Linked DNA regions of Homo sapiens: region 1 is linked to region 2. A link is a contact called in ENCODE Hi-C data. All regions are on one chromosome and are shown on one strand. Each heading gives the region's core, a stretch centred on a gene start or an enhancer-like site at or near the end of the contact. The rest is flanking DNA. Distances are from core to core; before and after follow the strand shown. Region 1 overlaps KCNAB1 (potassium voltage-gated channel subfamily A regulatory beta subunit 1). Region 2 overlaps LEKR1 (leucine, glutamate and lysine rich 1).

Region 1 (4,654 bases), core at 1,239-3,738, 490 kb after region 2:
CCCACATCTTTTCTGCTCATTCTATGGTAATACAGAGACCTAAAGTCATTTTAAGTCATAAGCACATCCTCCAACAATCTCAATCAAACTTCAAACTCAAACTCTTTTCCTCTGCCCAAGCTGGGACCTGTTTAGGCTAGAAGACTACAAGAGTGTCAGGTATGTTTGGTTTCTCTGTTTCTCTATTTTCTCCCTCAAATCCCTGTCCTCCAGCCTTCATCCTCCAGGAGGCCCTGAAGGGCAGGACTCAAGAAGACCCCACACAGGAGACATTTGTAACTACCTTCCCTACCAGTCCCAGGAGGTCAGCACTCCCCCAGTGGTGCCACCAAGACAGATAGTCAGCCCACCTCTTTACCCCTGGATTTTCCAGGCATGCATCAGCTCCTAGGCCACTATGCTCCCCAGTCATGGGGGTAATGTTTTAAACCATCTGAATGGCCTTCAAACCCCCATCCCAACCAGGGTGGCAATGAAGAGGCAGCCTTCTCCCATGCTGGGGTGGATGGAGCTCACAGCACAGTTTTCTTCATACGTGCCCTTCTCACTAGACCCCCTTTACTCCCCTCTCTCAACTTTTATACTTTTGAAGCCAGTGAGGAGCTCCAGAGTCACTGAACAGAGAGTAGGGTAAGAGCAGAAGGGAAAGCTTCTCTTTGTAGAAGAAAACCAACTCCTAAAGAAAGAGGAGCTGATGGAATCAGGAAAGCACCGTCTCACAGCCCTCCTTATAAAAGCGGACACAGGCAGGGATCCTTGGTGGGTGCTAAAACAAGGTTGTGGGGGACAGGCTATTCACATAGTCTCAAATAATCACATTCTAGGTTATTTATTAGTTATAAAGTTAAAGAGGTACTGTCACAGGGGAGAAACCTGGCAGACATCACTTGAATCGAGTGATCAACCTGAACAGGACCAGCAATGGGATGCAGCAACCCTCCTGGGCCCTCGGAAAACAGTGTGGAAAATACTATGGAATAGTATGCAGACAGAAAAAAGAATGAAATCATGTCCTTTGCAGCAACATGGGCGGAGCTGGAGGCTATTATTCTAAGTGAAATAGAATCAGAAAATCAAATACGTCATGTTCTCACTTGTAAGGGGGAACTAAACAAGGGCTACACAAGGACATGAAGATGGAAATACTAGACAATGGGGACTCCAAAAGAGGGGAGGGTGGCAGGGTGGTGAGTCTTAAGAAACTCCCTATTGGGTACAATGTTCACTATTTGGGTGATCAGTTCACTAGAAGCCCAAAGCTCAGCATTATGTAATATACCCATGTAACAAACCTGCACATGTACCCCCGAATCTAAAATAGAATAAAATAAAAAAATTTAACAGTCATGACAATTAAATGTACTGCAGGATTCATGCCCCCCCCAAAAAAGCAAAACAAATAAATCCTATAAAGGACATTTTAGAAAATTTGAATATGGCTTGAATATTCTTGAGTATGATGATTGTGTTATGGTCATATAGAAGAATGCCTTATTCTCAGGAGATACTGGAGAAAATATTTATGAATGAAATGTCACAATGGCAAAGAACAAGAGAGGGAAAAACAAAGGCAAAATGTGGCACAATTTGGTAAATGTAGGTGAAGAGTATTGGGTGTTTATTCTTTCACCATTTCTATAAGTTTTTAATTTCTCAAAATAAAAAGTTGGGGGAAGAAAGAGCTATGGAACAAGCTCTTGCACACTTCATTTGAAAGTACAAATGGAGAACTGGCATCTCACTCTAAAATGTCATTTCAATTGTTTCTTGGTGTCTGGCTGAAACTTTGATTATTACATCTTCCAAGGTTTATATATTCCTAAAAGTGTAAACATATGTAACAACAACAACCTCAAAATATTTGTGCAGGACAATTACAATTTATAACATGTTTCCACTTATCTCATTTTGTCTTCACAACAATCTTGGAAATAGCTAGAATATTTTTATTCTTCCCATTTTACAAATGAAAAACTGAGAAGCTGAAGGTCTGAGCAACTCAGCCAAGTTTATATACCTAAGACTAACGCCCTCACCTTCTGATTGCAGACCTCATATTTTTTTAGGACACATATTAAATATTCAGGAGGGGGGTTAACAAAACCACTTACTCTCATTATTAATACTTCCTTTTGTACAGAAAGTAAGAGAGAGACTCGAGGGTATTTGTTTATCCCCGGCTGTCTGAGAATTTTCGATTACCCTGACACAGGTGGCTCTGCTCACTGCATTCAATCAGCATGCCAGTAAACCCTCAGAGTGTGTTGCTGCTAAGTCATGTTAGTCTCCAAGTCCTCTGCATGTCACTGCAGATCTGCTGCAGCAGATCGAGGAACTTACAGAAATGAATTCTCCTGAGATCCAGTCAACATCCCCTCAGAATATGGAGTTAAATTTTGTCACAACTCCAAATATCTCTCAGAGAAATGACAACTCACAGAAGGAAGTGCACATGAGTCATAAACCCACAGCCCCAGAATACTAAGCAGCTCTGTTTTTCACCTGACAGCTGGGGTGAGCAGAAGCACTCTCTGTTCTCCCTCTCTCTCTCTCTTTTTTCTTAACTAAAAACAACTTAAGGGAAAAAGAAGAAGAAGAAAAAAGCATCCTTTTGGAGCTTGGTGAAGTCCACAGACTTGTTGTGAGAAGGTACAATAGTCTCCCAAACATTTGGCCCACCTTGTTTTTCCTTTTTTAACTTACTGAATGATACAGATTGAATCTCTTCTGCCTTCGCTGTTGAGTAAAGATGTCATGAAAGAAAAAAAAGGTGGGGGAGGGAGGAGAGAAAATAGAGGAAGTAAACTGCATAGCATATAAGCATATCCTTCTTTAGAATCTTCCCTTCAAACCAGGACTTTATGGAATAAGGTTGGGAATCACTGATTTCCAAAGAAAGCGGAAAATACAACACCAGATGAGTACAATTGTTTTTCTGGAGTATAGTTTTCTTTAAAGCCAGCTCTTCACATATTTTCTGCAGCCTTGGCAATTGTTAACTTCTCAGTAGTTCTAGTAAAGGTAATTTCTCTAAAGCTCTTGTTCTTTCTATGGAACCCAGTTGGAAAAGATCATTTGTTAACCAGGGGCTCTGTTCTTATAGATGCATATCAGAATGATCCACAGTCAGAACTTTGTGGGCCTCTTGTTAATGCTGGAAATTTTTCAACAGGCCTGGAAGATTTGCCGGACCTGAGGCAACATGTCAACAACTGAGAGTGGTGAACTCTGTAATGTGCCTTTGCTGTATGACTTAAGATTATTCAGTTCTGCTCAAGAAAGAAAGTGAAACAAAGAAAGAGGATAAATGAAACTGGGTGGAGATGCAAGTAGCTTGTGAGACATAGGCAGAATTTATATGATGAGCATGGTAAAACTAAGTGGATTAGTAACCCCTGAGTCATAGTGGCCATCAACAAAGTAGAGAATGTGCATGCTGAACACAGATAGGAGGGAGGAATGGAAAGAGGTGATATTGACAACATATCCATATGCATACGACATCAAACATTTGAAATATACTAAATATAAATACATAAAATATGAGAACTTAAGTCTTCAGTCAGCCACCCATTGGTGACCCCCATTCTAGCCACAGAAATCCTCTGTGCAAGGAATGCAAATAGTCCTTAGCTGTTCATCAGGCCAAATGATGAGCTACAGGTCATGGCCAGGTGGGCTTGTCCCTGTGTCTTTCCAAGTATACTACTGACCCGGGCATCTTTTCCTTGCTGAGCCCCTTGCTGAAACCTCAGATTTGACCTATATAATCACACCACGGAGAAGGTCAATGTGGTAGATAGAGAGAACAGGTCACATGAGCACTGTGTGTCCCAAGATTTAAGTAGCTGGGTTCTTTCTCCTGCGTGAATTCTAGTGTAATTATTTTAACTGTCCCTATCTCTTCCCCTCTTTCTTCTCATAATGTGTTTTAATTGATTTGATAAACCATGTGACTCATGCATCTTAATTTGTTGTGTTAGCCTTCTTCTTTGAGACCTCTAGGATAACCTGGTAGTAGACCTGGAGACTACAATTGCATCAAGGTAATTTCCTGCATAAAAAAATTACAGCAGTACTATACAAACAGTAATAATAACAAAAATGGTAGCTCTAAATTTCGAGTAGTTACTAGGCAACATCCTAAGCATTTTGTGTATATTATCTCAAATAATCCTCACAATAACCCTATAGAGCAGATATTATTACCTACGTTCTACAGATAAGAAAACCAGGGACAAGAGAAGTTCAATAACTTGCCTAAGATCAATTGGCTCGTAACAGAAAGAGGATTTGAATTGAGGTCTGACTCTTAATGCCATACCTTTGCTATTTTGGAGGAGTCCAAGCTATTTTCCAAACCCCCTCCCCACTGCCCACCATTTCCTCCTATTAGGTCATCCTAACTAAAATCTACCCCCATAACTTCCTAGCCCCCTCCCATGATTAGTTTGTTTCTCCATTCTATTATCACCATCTAATGTAACTTTCTTACTAACTTTTTGTCTGTCTCCCCAACAAGAATGTGATTTTTCTAAGGATAGGATTTTTGTTTATTAACTTCTGCTTCTCCAAGTGCCCAAAACAGTGCTTAAATAGTAAGTATTCAGTGAATATCAACTGAATGAATGAGTTAATCCTATTATTGAGTTGT
Region 2 (5,012 bases), core at 867-3,366:
CTAGACTGTGCCCTCTTCACTCCAAGAAGCAATCATCACACAGTAGCTGGGGCCTGACTAGACTGCTTTCCACAAGAGATATCCACATGGCCAAACCCCTCCTTGATGTTATTAGAGGGACAGCAACAACGATTTTTTTTTTTCTAGCAACCATCACCTTGTTTCTTTTCATGATTTAAAACAATCTCCCAAAAAGTTACTTCCTGGGCCTAGGGGGTCTTCTAAGGACCCCCGTCCACCAATTCCTTCAACCCCAGCCATCTACACAGACACCTGAACTACTATACTTACTGTACTATTAACCACAGTGTTATAAAGTATGAATATTTTATTTTCCTTTTCAGAAACAAACTATTTTGTTACAAATAATCCAAGTATACATTAATTTGATAGGGTATTTTTGGTATTTGTTCCTTCTTGTGTTCAGTATTTTATTAAACACATTGATTTTAGGAGTAGTTCATGGTCAACACAAACATTTGGTTGCTAAGCATTCTAAATATTTATGTTTTTATGAGGTTCATCCTCCTAAAATATAGGAACTGAAAATCATATATATCATAAAGTAAAAGAATCTACTTACTTTTCAAAGATTATATACATACTATTTTAGTATTATAATTATAGATATACTATGTTTATGCTATAATTTTTGAAATTTCTGAAATAAAAGTAATTTTTACTTATTTATTCATTTTGAGACAGGGTCTCACTCTGTCGCCCAGGCTGGAGTGTAGTGGCATGATCATGGTTCACTGTAGCTTCAACTTTCTAGGCTTAGGTGATCTTCCCAGTTCAGCCTCCCGAGTAGCTGGGACTACAGGAGTGTGCCAACACGCATGGATAATTTTTGTATTTTTTTGTGGAGACAAAGTTTCTCCGTGTTGCCCAGGCTGAAAATTAATTTTTAAAAGAAATAGTGTTCTTGATTTTACATCATTTTCTTATCACGTGTTTTCCAATATTTCTTTCTCACTTATATCAAGCATAAGTACTTCAGCATTTCAAAGCTACTCAACTCTCTCTTTGAAGCTAAAATTAGTAATTTTGAGATACAAGTTCAATATTGTTTCTTGTGGAGAGATAATAAAGAAACAAAGATAAGAAAAAAGTTCAAAGACTATTTCACATTAAGTTACTGCATTTGAACTATCAGGGAAAGCTTTAATATATGGATAAGTAAGTTTCTTATTGAGAGAAAGAAATCCTCCATGTATTTAAAAATATTTACAGGTTCTTCAATATATAATCTAGGCCAGTAAAGTGGGCAAGAAAAGCAGCAGTAAACTATTACCCACACCAGTAAATCACTGCCAAAAGAATCACAGAGAACACACCAGGGTCTTTATAATTCTTGTCATTTCTTCCTAATTCTTGCCATTTTGTAACACATCTACAGAGCACTGTTATAAGTTGTTTAATATTCTCCATCTTACATAAGCATTTCTTTATAGTTGTCCATCTCTGTCACCGCCTTCTGAAGTTTTAATCCAAGTGCCTCTACTAGACATTGTAAATCTGAAATGACACAATGTATTTCATCTGATTAGTACATTTTAAGTGTCCAGATATTTTCATAGAGTAAACCATATTCTTTTGTTGCTAGTCAGCTCCTGAAGAATAAGGCAGCTGCTTATTCCACTTTGCCTGTATGTCCATATGCAACTTATCATTGCCTACTCAGCCCTCCCTATCCTAACACCCCACAGACTTAATGGGTTTTGACAGGCCCAATTTGTTGGCCTCTTTCTGCCCCCACCACCATGCTGATTTTCAAACAGCTAATAGGCTAAATTTTACTAATGTTTTCAAAGGAAATGTATGTAGCTGACAAACATAAGAATTTCTGATCACGTGTCTTGTTTCTAAAACACATGATTGCCTGAGCTCACTTTTGTGGTCTGGAACTGTGAAGCATGGCTGAGTCTTCCTGCTAGAACTAAAACAGACAAATCATGTTCCAGGCTCATAGTAAAGAACGTGTTAACTCTGGGTAGCATCTAAAAGGCATTTTAGTGACTTTCAAAACCAAGAGAATACAAGCAGGAAACTGGCTTCCATAGAGTCTTTAACTGGAGAATGTAAGCAGTATTTGAGGATTATTATTCAAGCAGCCCTGTCTAACAAGTGTGTGAATGCAGAACTGAAACCATAGCAGAAAGAACAAATGGCTTGAATTATCTAAGTCCTTCCATTGTCCTGTGTGTGGAAACTGTGATCTGAACCCCAGCCCCAGTGACAGCCCTTGCTGGTACGCTTTTTGAGAATAAGTTATAATGGAAAACAAACTGATAGACTGGTTGGTGTCTCCAGAAAAAAAATGTTCAAAACACTGGAGTTGTAAAATTTCTATGTTCCATCTGTTCAGGTGTTTCAGTGACATATTTTAATAGTAAACTTTAAAATCTTTATGCATCCATATAAATACATAAAACTATATAAATCGGCATTCTTAACTTTATTTTACAAAGAGTTAGTTCCTTAAATTAGAAAATAAATTCACTCTAAACAAATGTTTTAATTAGCATTTACCAGACATTTGTATAAACCTTTGTTTATCCAGTGCTTTTACATACATTAATTTTTGTTTCTTAGTTTACATGTTTTCTTGTTCTTATTACATTAACTTTATCTATCTCTAAGAATAGTTTGCTTAGCATCTCTAAAAAAAGTTCTCATTTTTTAGGTCACCCATGGTAAGGAGAGGGAGGATTAGAGAGTACCTGCTACTGACCATATGGAAGTTTTGGATGATATAAATTCAGAGGATCAGACCAGCTGAATCAAAATTAAAATGTACATGTAAAAAGTGTGATAGATAATGGTGGGAGTATAGAGAAAGAGCCAGGTGAGTAGGGAGTCATGTTGAGGTGGGAGACAAAGGCATTCAGACTAGCATGTGGCGTTTCCTGTAGAAGGCAAGATGGTCAGAACAGAAGCTGTGGTTACAGTCCAGGCACCAAAAAGATTTGACTCCAGTATGTTTTCAGAAATGTCTTATTTATCAGACAGAGCAAACTTCCATATGCATCCATCCCATGTACATTTGTAGGGTTTATCTCCTGTGTGTGTTCTTCTGTATGATTTCACGTGGAAACTTTTAGTGTATACTTTGTTGCATATGTCATAATCACATCTGTGTATCCTCTGCTTCCTTTGAGTTATCCACCAATTCCATCAGTAAAGGTCTCTTCCCAGGCTGCACTATGACCTAAGGGAGATTCTCTTGCAACAATGCTTGTTGCAAGGGGTGGGCACTGAGTTCATTAAGGGGGGGTGACATTTCTTCAGGATAATAATCTGTCCTCTGTTGTTTGATCACAGGTTCAATTTTTTTTCCTATGCTATAGGCTTCTTATATGATTCAATTACAGGTACTTGCATGCTACTATTTGAATTCTCCATTTCCTCCAACAAGGAAACAATGAGAGGCTGCTGGAGGTAACTCATTTACATAAAGGGGACAGACCATACCACCACCAGGCAGGATCCCTAGGCTCTGTATTCTGTGCCAGGAGAAGGCAGCTGCCATCACCGGTGGCATGGAGAGTGGCACGCCAAAGGGCTGCATGCCCAGAGAAGAGAGTGAGTATTTTTCATCATGGGCTGGAAGAAGGCATGCTCAGCTCTGGAGAGGCTCTCCAGTTCAAGGATGGGAACTTCAGAGAGGAAGAATTCCCAGCCAAACGGGTGAACTCCACTTGTTTACTGTGAGGTCCACTGGCTCCATCTGTATTCCATGCAATAAGCCTTCCCGGGTCTGAAAAAACTTATTAGGTAATGGTGTAGAGTAGATGACCCATACTTGTTAGGTTTTATTGATTTCATATAATTTCATGTATAGTCACAACTACCAAGAAAACTCTAAGGATTAGAGTAATTAACTTATCAAGGTCACTCAGCTAGTTAGATCCTATAATTCAAACTCAGGTCTGCCTGATCCTAAAGTTCTTATATCTCTCACACTTGAAATATAAACTCTTGAGATATAAAAGCTGCAAGAGAATATGATATTGTCCATAAGAGTGTGGTAAGTGTGGCTACAAATCTGTTACCATATTCCCAGAATCCTTAAAGAGGTATACTTAAGACAAATGAAAAGAATTACTTAACAATGAAATATGCAGTAAACTGGTAGAATTTCTAACTCCAAAAGGTGGTTTAGATTTTAGTTTTAGAAAGCTTAAATATATATTATAGTTAATAAAAATATTAATAAAATTATGGTGTTACTGTGACTGATTCCATGAGAAGATTTCATCAGAGAGAACAATCACACCTTACTATTAAATGGCCCCTGGTGCTTTTGTCAGGATATGATCCTAAACTAGATGAAGCATAGGTCTGAGCCCATATGATAAATTTTATGTTATTACTTCTAAATGCAGCTATAAATTAAAAGGAAGACTTATCTTAAAATGAACTTCAAAGAACTGGTACTTGATATGTAATTTTATGCAGTTAATTCTCAATTACCTGAGAATTAGTAGAATAATAGACAGTAAAAATGGCAGCTAATTCAAAGCTTTGCTCTTCTGAATGAAATATAAACATCCTACTAGTTCACTATAGGTTCTGGTAGACTAGTCTGGTCCTTTTGTTTTTAGAAGCAGAGTGCCCAGTTCCTGTCCTTAATAAATAAAGAAACACCATTAGGATAAGCTGCAGAGAGATTAAGCCACCTGCACAAAACAGCTCCTTCAGTTTCTGAGGCAAGGAGTTGTTAAATAAGTGTATTATTGTTCTGCCCAGTCCTTCTCTATAGTTAAAGAAATTCGACTTTAATTTTCTGTCACTCAGCATGACATTGGATTATGAGGAACAAGGCCCTAAATGCCTACAAAAATAAAGGAAGCATTGGCTTTAAACACCATGCAGATGTAAGGCAGAACCCATGGAAACAATAAAAAATTTACAACAGTAAATTCTACTATGATGTGACTGTGTTCTTTGCAGATATTAAATAAGAAGTAAATGATTTTAAATGAACAAGACAGAAAGAGTTCTTAACC

What was found. Hi-C counts contacts between places; a loop is a spot of excess contacts on that map. Pooled maps may share reads with other maps.
Region 1: a loop to region 2 is called in a map of B cell, with 4 times the contacts of the local background. The contact joins two enhancer-like sites. A Hi-C loop is called at or near these places in 1 of 168 maps with a recorded cell type or tissue (B cell), 5 of 37 single-sample maps with no recorded cell type and 5 of 50 pooled maps.

What each region holds. Positions count from the first base shown.
Region 1 is chr3:156,482,270-156,486,923 of GRCh38, reverse strand. All of the region lies in intron 8 of KCNAB1 (potassium voltage-gated channel subfamily A regulatory beta subunit 1), which reads right to left. Among named protein-coding and RNA genes, the nearest start is that of KCNAB1-AS1, 38 kb to the right of the region's middle. RefSeq lists enhancers at 3,050-3,139, 3,170-3,429, 2,663-3,862. Within about 2 kb of position 2,488, at least 16 of the 41 ENCODE cell types and tissues checked have a DNase peak (open chromatin) inside an H3K27ac peak, as active enhancers do; they include B cell, where a contact is called at or near this core.
Region 2 is chr3:156,975,700-156,980,711 of GRCh38, reverse strand. LEKR1 (leucine, glutamate and lysine rich 1) reads right to left here. Exons shown (of 13, transcript NM_001004316.3): 7 at 1,437-1,518. It also overlaps the pseudogene KLF3P2. Among named protein-coding and RNA genes, the nearest start is that of LINC02029, 100 kb to the left of the region's middle. RefSeq lists an enhancer at 1,938-2,067. Within about 2 kb of position 2,116, at least 5 of the 41 ENCODE cell types and tissues checked have a DNase peak (open chromatin) inside an H3K27ac peak, as active enhancers do; they include B cell, where a contact is called at or near this core.